2 separate regions of the Homo sapiens genome follow, and region 1 is linked to region 2. Evidence: read pairs that join two places in POLR2A ChIA-PET (ENCODE). Cell type or tissue: PC-3. All regions are shown on one strand. Each heading gives the region's core, and the rest is flanking DNA. Links, peaks and the distances in the headings are about the cores only. Region 1 has its middle 61 kb from the start of DCN. Region 2 has its middle 12 kb from the start of LUM.

What was found. ChIA-PET counts read pairs that join two places held together with the same protein. Peaks named below come from ENCODE experiments on the same cell type or tissue, not always from the same donor. Only the 100,000 strongest peaks of a DNase experiment are listed, where the experiment ranks them.
Region 1: POLR2A ChIA-PET joins it to region 2 with 7 read pairs; 2 of 35 experiments call an interaction of 5 or more read pairs at or near these places.

The regions. Positions count from the first base shown.
Region 1 is chr12:91,240,764-91,246,156 of GRCh38, reverse strand. No RefSeq gene overlaps it. Among named protein-coding and RNA genes, the nearest start is that of DCN, 61 kb to the right of the region's middle. In PC-3, for the core only: a CTCF peak has its summit at 2,768; no DNase peak of the experiment used is centred there; H3K27me3 peaks cover 1,032 bases.
Region 2 is chr12:91,096,797-91,102,189 of GRCh38, reverse strand. No RefSeq gene overlaps it. Among named protein-coding and RNA genes, the nearest start is that of LUM, 12 kb to the left of the region's middle. In PC-3, for the core only: no CTCF peak of the experiment used is centred there; a DNase peak (open chromatin) is centred at 3,079.

The DNA.
Region 1 (5,393 bases), core at 190-5,189, 140 kb before region 2:
TACAAATTAGCTCACTCATACATTGTTGCTGGGAATGTGAGATGGTACAGCCATTCTGGGGAGCAGTTTAGCATTTGCTTATAAAACTAAATATATATAGTTACTTCGTGACCCAGCAATTGAATCCTTGGGTGTATATTCTAGAGAAATGAAGAGTAATGCTCACAATAATATGTATATGAATGTTCACAGTAGTTTTGTTAATAATAGCAAAAAAACTGGAAGCAATCCAAATGTTCTTCAACTGTTGAATAAACAAGCTTGATACAACCGTACCATGAAACATTACTCAGCAATAAAGACACAAACTATATTATTGATACAAAGCAACTCAGATAAATCTCAAGGAAATTGTGCTCTGTAAAAAAAGCCAATGCTGAAATATATGATTTCATTGATATAACATTCTTGAATTGACAAAATGGTAGAGACAAAGAACAGATTAGTAGATGCCCAGGTGTTATGAATGGGGGGACAGGTAGAGGAAGGTAGATATTGTTATAAAAGTACAATCAGAGGTATCCTTACAAGTGATAATTTATAAATTATAAATGTTTATAATTAAAAATCAAAAGAAACAAGTAAAATGGCAGTTGTTTTTTATTTGCAAAATGTTTTTAAAATTATACTTTAAGTTCTGAGATACATGTGTAGAACATGCAGATTTGTTATATAGGTATACGTGTGCCATGGTGGTTTGCTACACCCATCAACCCATCATCTACATTAGGTATTTATCCTAATGTTGTCTCTCCCCTACCCTCCAAACCCCAACAGGGCCCGGTGTGTAATGTTCCCCTCCCTTTGTCCATGTGTTCTCATTGTTCAGCTCCTACTTATGAGTGAGAATATGCGGTGTTTGGTTTTCTGTTCCTGTGTTAGTTTGCTGAGAATGATAGTTTCCAGCTTCATCCATGCCCCTGCAAAGGACATGAACTCATCCTTTTTATGGCTGCACAGTATTCCATGGTGTATATGTGCCACATTTTCTTTATCCAGTCTAACACTGATGGGCATTTGGGTTGGTTCCAAGGTAGAGTAATTCCTTCCATTGTATTTTTTGTCAAGATTGTTTTAACTATTCTTGAATCTGTGTGTTTCCATATAAACTTTAGAATAAGCTTGATTATGTCTATACAAATCTTGCTGGAAATTGCATTAAACATATAGATCAATTAGAAGATTGTTCATATCTTGAATCACAGTTCATTAACATAGTAGCTCTCATCATTTATTTAGGTCTTTGATTTCTTTTTTTGCAACCCCTGCACTTTTTTGCTTTCCATTTGCTTGGTAAATATTCCTCCATCCCTTTATTTTGAACCTATGTGTGCCTTTGCATGTGATATGGGTCTCCTGAATACAGCACACCAATGAGTCTTGACTCTTCATCCAATTTGCCAGTCTGTGTCTTTTAATTTGGGCATTTAGCCCATTTACATTTAAGGTTAATATCATTATTTGTGAATTTGGTCCTGTCGTGATGCTAGCTGGTTATTTTGCCTGTTGGTTGTTGCAGTTTCTTCATAGTGTCAATGTTCTTTACAATTTGGTATGTTTTTGCAGTGGCTGGTGCTGGTTTTTCCTTTCCATATTTAGTGCTTCCTTCAGGAGCTCTTGTAAGGCAGGTCTGGTGGTGACAAAACCTCTCAGCATTTGCTTTTCTGTAAAAATTTGTATTTCTCCTTTGCTTATGAAGCTTAGTTTGGCTGGTTATAAAATTCTGGATTAAATTTTTTTTTTAATAATATTGAACATTGGCCCCCTCTCTCTTCTGGCTTGTAGAGTTTCTGCTGAGAGATCCGCTGTTAGTCTGATGGCCTTCCCTTTTTGGATAACCCGACCTTTCTCTCTGGCTGCCCTTAACATTTTTTCCTTCACTTCAACCTTAGTGCATCTGATGATTATGTGTCTTGGGGTTGCTCTTCTCTGGTAGTATCTTAGTGGTGTTCTCTGTATTTCCCAAATGTGAACGTTGGCCTGTCTTGCTAGGTTGGGGAAGATCTCCTGGATAATATCCTGAAGAGAGTGTTTTCCAGTTTGATTCCATTCACCCCATCACTTTCAGGTACACCAATCAAACATAGGTTTGGTCTTTCCACATTGTCCCATATTTCTTGAAGGCTTTGTTTGTCCCTTTTTATTATTTTTCCTCTAATCTTTTCTTCTTGCTTTATTTCATTAAGTTGATCTTCAATCTGTGATATCCTTTTTTCCCCGTGATTGATTCGGCTATTGACACTTGTGTATGCCTCCTGAAGTTCTTGTGCTGTGCTTTTCAGCTCCATCAAGTCATTATGTTTTTCTTTAAACTGAATATTCTAGTTAGTAATTCCTCTAACCTTTTTTCAAGGCTCTTAGCTTCCTTGCATTGGGTTAGAACATGCTCCTTTAGCTCAGAGGAGTTTGTTATTACCCACCTTCTGAAGCCTACTTCTGTCAATTCATCAAACTCTTTCTCTGTCCAGTTTGGTTCTCTTACTGGAGATGAGCTGTGATCCTTTGGAGAAGAAGCGTTCTGGTTTTTGGAATTTTCAGCCTTTTTGCACTGGTTTTTCATCATCTTGGTGGATTTATCTACCTTTGGTCTTTGATGTTGGTGATCTTCGGATGGGGTTTTTGTGTGGACATCCTTTTTGTTGATGTTGACGATATTCCTTTTTGTTTGTTAGTTTTCCTCCTAACAGTCAGGCCGCCCCTCTGGTGCAGGTCTGCTGGAGTTTACTGAAGGTCCACTTCAGACCCTGTTTGTCCAAGTATCACCAGCAGAGGCTGCAGAAGAGCAAAGATTGCTGCCTCTTCCTTCCCCTGAAAGCTTCATCCCAGAGGGGCACCCACCAGATGCCAGCCGGAACTCTCCTGTATGAGGTGTCTGTCGACCTCTGCTTGGAGGTGTCTCCCAGTCAGGAGGCACAGGGGTCAGGGACCCACTTGAGGAGGCAGTCTGTCCCTTAGCAGAGCTCGAGCACTGTGCTAGGAGATCTGCTGCTCTCTTCAGAGGCTGAAGACAGGAACATTTAAGTCTGCTGAAGCTGCGCCCACAGTTGCCCCTTCCCCCAGGTGCTCTGTCCCAGGGAGATGGGAGTTTTATCTCTAAGTCCCTGACTGGGGCTGCTGCCTTTCTTTCAGAGATACCCTGCCCAGAGAGGAGGAATCTAGAGAGGCAGTCTGGCTACAGCCGCTTTGCAGAGGTGGGCTCCACCCAATTTGAACTTCGCAGCCGGTTTGTTTACATTGTGAGGGGAAAACCGTCTACTCCAGCCTCAGTAATGGCTCACACCCCTCCCGTCACCAAGCTTGGCATCCCAGGTTGACTTCAGACTGCTCTCCTGGGAGCAAGAATTTCAAGCCAGTGGATTTTAGTTTGCTGGGCTCCATGGGGGTGTGATACGCTGAGCTAGAACACTTGGCTCCCTGGCTTCAGCCCCCTTTCCAGAGGAGTGAAGGGTTCTGTCTCGCTGTAGTTCCAGGCACCACTGGGGTATGAAAAAAAAACTCCTGCAGCTAGCTCGGTGTCTGCCCAAATGGCCGCCTAGTTTTGTACTTGAAACCCAGGGCCCGGGTGGTGTAGGCACCTGAGGGAATCTCCTGCTGCAGGTTGAGAACAAAAGCATAGTATCTGGGCTGGAATGCACCATTCCTCAGGGCATGGTCCCTCACGGCTTCCCTTGGCTAGCGGAGGGAGTTCCACAACCCCTTGCACTTCCTGGGTGAGGTGATGCCCCACCCTGCTTCGGCATACCCTCCATGGGCTGCACCCACTGTCTAACCAGTCCCAGTGAGATAAGCTGAGTACCTCAATTGGAAATGCAGAAATCACCCACCTTCTGCGTTGATCTCGCTGGTAGCTGCAGACCTGAGCTGTTCCTATTTGGCCATCTTGCCACCCCATCTAAAGGGCAGTTCTTAAGATTATGGCTGAGGTAAGTCATTGAAGAAATACGAAATCAAACAGTATAGCCTGTAAAACATCAACAGGACTTTGAATTAAATAAAACAGTAAATACCACTACAATCATAAATAGCGAGATGAATATTTAATAATATGCAAAGCACCTTACCCCCGGAAAAGAGAAATTGTTAGGTATGATACTCATATTTTCAGAAAATATTAATCAGAGATGCTTACTCTGGGAATGTTTCATGTGGTTATGCAAAAACTTTGAATACATGGCTGCAGACTTTGTCATAAAACTCAGTCTGTTCTTGGCACCATAATTTCAGAGGAATATGAAACATTTCAGAGGGTTTGAAAGAATCTCAGATTATTATTAAAGAGTTGGAGAAAAACATCTCTTTAAGTGAAAGCTAGAAGAATCAGCATGGTTTGAGGCAGAAAAGAGAATGACAGGAAGAAGCTTCAAGTTTTGTTGAAAGTTGTTAACCAAAGGTAGGAATTGGCTATTGTCTGTTTACACAGAGAAAGAAACAAGGTGACACAGATTTACTTCTCTACCTGAAAACATTTTAGCACAACAATAAAGTGACTTCAATGAGTACATGTTAAGAACTTAAATTTATTTAACTCTTAACATTATTAAATAGGCATTGTCGTGCCTTTAAAAAAGGATACATTAAGGCTCAAGAGTTTTTTTTTTGTTTGTTTTTTTTTTTTTTTTGCTTTTTGCCTAAGGCTGTACAATAAATGGTGGAATTTTCGTTCTAATCAAGAATGGCTAATTTCAGTCTTTCGGTTTCTAACCAATGCACCAGATCAGAGGTTGGCAAACTACGACTCAAGAAAATATATAGTCTTAGGCTTTTGTTGTATGACCCATGAGCTAAGAATGATTGTAATATATTTAACCACTTAGAGGTATAAAAAATTAAAAAATAATGTTTGATGACATGTGAAACTTGCATGACATTCAAATAGTTGACTAGTCCCACCAGAGACTATATGAGGTAACAAAGCCTAAAATATTTTTTTACAGAAAAAGTTTACTAATCCCTGCATTATGATATTCCACGCTGTATTGAACTGCATAAAGAAATATTCAACCTTGTAATGTTCTAGGAAGTAAAGGAATCTTCTCTGATGCACTATAAAACAAGATATATGCTCCTGTATCAGGAAGGGATGAATTTAGAGATATCTTGAAGATAGGAAAGCAAACGGGAGAGCTTCAGAAAAAATTCCAAAGCAATTATTCTTTGTACTTGTAAGCACTGGAAAATATATAAGGAAATTGGAATGGAAACCTGATGTTTCTCAAGGCACAGCACAATGGAAACAGCAGCCCATATCACATTTAAGCTGAGTAGAACATATGGTCTGGATCAGTGGTGCCCAAATCATGTAGCTTATGTTTTACGTGCTATAATGTTAAGCTCTAAACTCATTTTGTTTAGAAAAAAAATCAAAGAATAATATAAATCTCAAGATATTTCTG
Region 2 (5,393 bases), core at 187-5,186:
ACTCCTTCACTCACTGGGCAGCCCTAGTGAGGTGCTGAGGGAAGAAAATCTGGTGAAACTTTTATCAGCTTTCTCCTCATCTCTCCATCCTCACCCTATTTAGGGTAGTGTTTTTCAAAATGGTAAGTATATAACCAGCCTGTAAGGGTGTATTTCTACATCCAGGTTACCAGACATGCCCCAGATATACAGACGTAATGAATTGTGCAACATAGGATTTTGCATTTTTAAAGCGCATCCACGGGTGATTCTTATACCGGTGCTCAGTGTTGCATATTTTTCAAAACACCGACTTAGTGTGATACTATGATTAAGTTACTGAAATCACAAATAATTAAAAAGCAGAAAAGTACTCTTTTCTAGGGAGGCAGAATAGAAAGTAGCCTGCTTTTCACAGCATATCTATCTATCATCTATCTATCTATCTATGTATCTATCTATCTATGAGAATAAATATTTTTTTTTTCTATATTCTAACTAATTTAAGCTCTCTAGCCCTCTACTTCTTCATCCATAAGCAAGGAATGCAGATACATCTTTCATTAAGATAGCATGAGACACTTCTGCCATGAAACTTGCTTGAGAGTGGCTTTATAACACTTCTTACCCACCTAAGTTCCTTTTCCCTTCAGAGTTGTCCAACTGGTATTCTATCAAGAGAAATGGCTAAGGGTTCACTTTGATGAAATTTTTAAGAAGGTACCCATGGGGAATGTCAACAGCAGGTTGAATTTAAGGCAAGAGATTCTCTCAACTGTCTCACTAACAATAGTGATCTTGATTTTATCTCCTTTTGGATAAAGCGGATAAAGTCCTCCATGAGTGGATTAAAGCAATAATGCATATAAATTCTTTCTTTCCCAAGACTGATGCATTAGAACCTTAACTGTAATCCCTTACTGTGGGGAGAAAATGGAAAAATAAGGAAAGTTCCTTTTTGTTCTCAAGACAAAAATTAGGGTTAACTGGTGCCTTTATGGTGAAGGAGAGCTATAATGTACTCAGGCTTTGAGGTTTGTGAGGAATTATCATGCCCTAATAAGTACAAAAAATACAGATGAATAATAGACCACTAAATGAGCAAGAGGAATGTTGATTTCTCAGTTAAAAGTTCTCCAACCGGTAATAGCTATGTTTTTAGAAATCCTGAAGAGTTTAAAAGGTTGGTTTTCAAAAAGACTAAGAGTTTTTTTTTTCCTTGTGATCTTTTAAGTTTGGGTTCCGGTTTTTCTATAGTTGTAATTTTATCATAATGATAGCCTTAGACTTTTCTTTGGTTGGATTTTAAAACCATCATAAATACTTAACATTCACTCACAAGTAAAAGGAAGTTCTCATTTTATTTAAAGGGAACTGCAAAGTAATTTTACTACCAGAAGTAAAAATATATATAAAAATGGCAATGTTATAAAAAAAAGTCTTGTTTTTTTGAAATATATGAAATGAATCAAAATGCATTAAAAATGTCTAGCAAATTATATTGTTTTTACACACATATTCAATAGATTTTGTTTCCAGATAAGATATAACAAATTGCAATACAACACATGAAAAAAAAAATAGAAATGTCAGCAACATAAATAAGTGAGGTCTCACGCATTCATCCTAATCTCACTTTGATAGCCCTAAAATGTCACTTCTTCTAGTAGCTTTAAAATTTGGATTGGCCCAAAGAGTACCATCTATATTTGTGTCTTGTCCCCTTACAATGCACCTGATGTTCTATTTTTTAAAATGTATGTTCTAAAAATATTCAAGAGCCTTAGTAGTAACTTTACCCTATGGATTGTATTTCAAATAAGCCCCTCTCTAGCCTCACTGCCAAGTCTTTATTTCAAGACTTCCTGAATTTTCACTTAGATTTCTGAAAATCCTCATGTTTTGCCTAACTTAATCATCAAGTGCGTTATTAGAGCAAGTTTTCTGACATATAAACCTGGTCCCATATTATTTATCTGTTTAAAACTGTTCAGTGATGTACCATTGCTTTCAGGATGTGATCCAGGCTCCTCAGAGCAGCACAAAAGGCATTCCAGGACACCAAAGGTCCTTTGCAGTTTTCAAAGGTCCTTTGCAATTTAGTCCTTAGTTACTTCTCTAGACTTATCTCTTACCAGGTTTTGTCAGACTTCATCATGCACTACATTAAGTTGCTTGAACTGTTTCAACCATACTTACTAATTTGCAGCTGCATTTGCTCTGGTGTCTATGAAAACGCCTTTCTTCCTGGAATCCCCTCATGCCCCTTTCACTTGGAAACACATAAACATCTTTTAAGACTCGTCTTAAGCTACTCTAACCCTTCAGCAGAATACCTCCTCTGAACTTTCTCAAGTAGAATTAATATCCTTTATTATAAAACAAACATCTGTTAAAAAATAAAAATCATTTATCAAAGTTTTTTTAACAACTCCCTTCATTCATTGTTCATCCATCTGTACCTTTTCCATTAATTCATTTAACTTTTTAAAAAATAAAGCTTCTACTATACTCCAGAAATGGCTTAGGTGCTGGAGACACTGTAGTGAACAAGACCGGCAAATCTTTATCCTAACAAAGTTGACATTTATAGGGGATTCAATCAGCAGATAAACACACAGTCTATGACATGATGACAGTAGTGATAAGCGCTATGAAGAAATAAATGACCTGAAGGACTATGAAGAAATGGAGGGAGTGGTGATTTTTTTGGGTGATAAGGAAAGACTTGTGGGGAGCAGACCTAACTGTCATTATAACATATATTTGGACATTAATTTAAATGTTACAATACATTAGATAATTCAAGGAATGTTCTTTAAGGATTATTTTAGCTCAAATAATAGTTATAAGGTACATTTCTACTTAGGCATGGAAAAAAACCTGGGTGTAGGATCAGACATGATTTGAAGTGTTGTAACTCTCATTTGAGACCAGATCTCTGTTCTCAGAGTGTATATTATAACTTAGTAACCCCCCGTGGCATTAAGGGGGGCTTAGATGTGTTTACATGTGTGTTTGTAAATTTCCTCATCTTAGCCCTGACAAAACACAGGGCCTGGAAGTAAGTTTTCCAGACGTGGTTGCTGAGTAGCATTAATGGAATGAAGCTGTGGTTGGAAGGAACAAGTTACAAAGGTCAGTCATGAGGCGGGCCTCTCCTGGTGAGCTCCAGCACAATTGCTTCTGCTTTACTCCCTTTAACATTACACAAAACATTGCAATTTACTTTAATCCATGGAATTATCTACAAACATCTATCTATTAAATATATTTTTTCATTAAAGTGTACTTGACAAATAAAAATTGTATATCTTTACAGTGGACAACATGATGCTTTGATATGTGTATCCACTGTGAAATGGTTAAAGCTAATTAACAAGCACATTACCTCACATTCCTATAATTTTCTATTGTGAGAACATTTAAGATCTGCTTTTATTAGCAACTTTCAAATGTACAATACACTATTATTAACTGCAGTTACCATACACCATAAATCTCCCATGCTTATTTATCCTGTCTAATTGAAACTTTGTACCCTTTAACCAACATTTTCCCATCTACCCAGCCCTCACCCTCAGCTCCTGGTAGCCACCATTCTACTCTTTCTGCTTCTATGAGTTTGACTTGTTTTAGATTCCACATATAAGTGACATCATGCAGTACATTTCTTTTTGTGCTTGGTTTATTTCACTTAGCAGAATGTTCTCCACTTTTGTCTGTTATTCCAAAAATAGGACTTCCTTTTTTTATGGTTAAATGGTAATCTACTGTATATGCAGATGTTCCTTGACTTATGATGGTGTTATGTCCCAGTTAACCTGTCATGAGTTGAAAATATATGTCAAAAACACATTGAATACACCTAACCTATGGAACATCATATCTAGCACAACTTATCTTAAATATGCTCAAAGCACTCACATTAGCTACAGTTAGACAAAAATCTTCTAACATAAAGCCTATTTTATAACAAAGTATTGAATATCTCATGTAATTTATTGAATAATGTACTGAAGGTTACAATTGTGTGATTGTATACTCGAAATATGGTTTCTACTGAATGTGTTATCACTTTTGCACCATCATAAAGTCAAAAAATCATAAACCGAACTATTCTAAGTTGAGGACCATCTGTATATACACCACATTTGTATCCATTTATACATGAAGGAACCCTTACATTGATTCCATATCTTGGCTATTTTGAATAATGCTGCAATGAACAGGGGAGTGCAGATAACTCTGTGAAATACTAATTTCAATTACTTTGGTATATACCCAGAAGTGCCATTGCTGGATCATAGGTTAGTTCTACTTTTAATTTTTTGGGAAGCCTCTTACTGTTCTCTGTCATGGCCGTGGTAACTTACATTCTCACCAACAGTGTGTAAGGGTTCCCTTTTCTCCACATCTTTGCAAACACTTATCTTTCAACTTTTCGATAATAGCCATTGTAACAGACACGAGGCAATATCTCATTGTGGTTTTACTTTGCAATCCTCTGATGATTAGTGATGTTAATCATTTTTTAATATACCTGCCGGTCATTTGTATGTCTTTGTTTTGGAAATGTCTATTCAGATTCTTTGCCCATGTTTTAATTGGGTTATGTGTTTCCTTGCTATTGTATTGTACGTTATATTTTGGATAACTCCTTATAAGATGTATGGCTTGGACATCTTTTCTCCCATTTCATAGGTTGTCTCTTCACACTATTGATTGTTACCTTTGCTGGGCTGAAGGTTTTTAATTTGATGTAATATCTATTGCCTGTTTTTGCTTTTATTGCCAGTGCTTTTAAGTTCATATCCTAAAAATATTCGCTGAGACTAATGTCAAGGAGCTTTTCAATCCTGTGTGTGCTTCCAGTAGATTTATAATTTCAGGTCTTATGTTTAAATCTTCAATCCATTCTGAGTTGATTTTTTGTATGGTATGAACTAAGGATCCAATCTCATTCTTCTATATGTGAATATTCAGTTTTCTCAACACTATTAAGAAGAGTCTTCTTTCCCCATTTTGTGTTCATGGCAACTTTGTTGAAACTTAACTGACCATAATATCATGGATTTACTTTGGGGCTCTCTATTCAGCTTCCTTGCCCTATGTGTATATTTTTATGCCAATACCATTTTCTTTTGGTTGCTGTAGATTTAAAGTCAAATAGTGTGAGACCTCTAACTTTTTGCTCAACATTGCCTTGGATATTTGGGATCTTGATTAGTTCTATGCAAATTTTAGAAATTATTTCCTATTTCTGTAAAAAATGTTATTGTAATTTTCATATGTATTGTGTTGAATTTTTTTTGGATAGTACTATGGCTTAAGTGTGTCCCCCAAATTTCATATGTCGAAAACTTAACCCCAAATCCAATAATGTTGGGAGATGGGACCTAATAAGAGGTGAT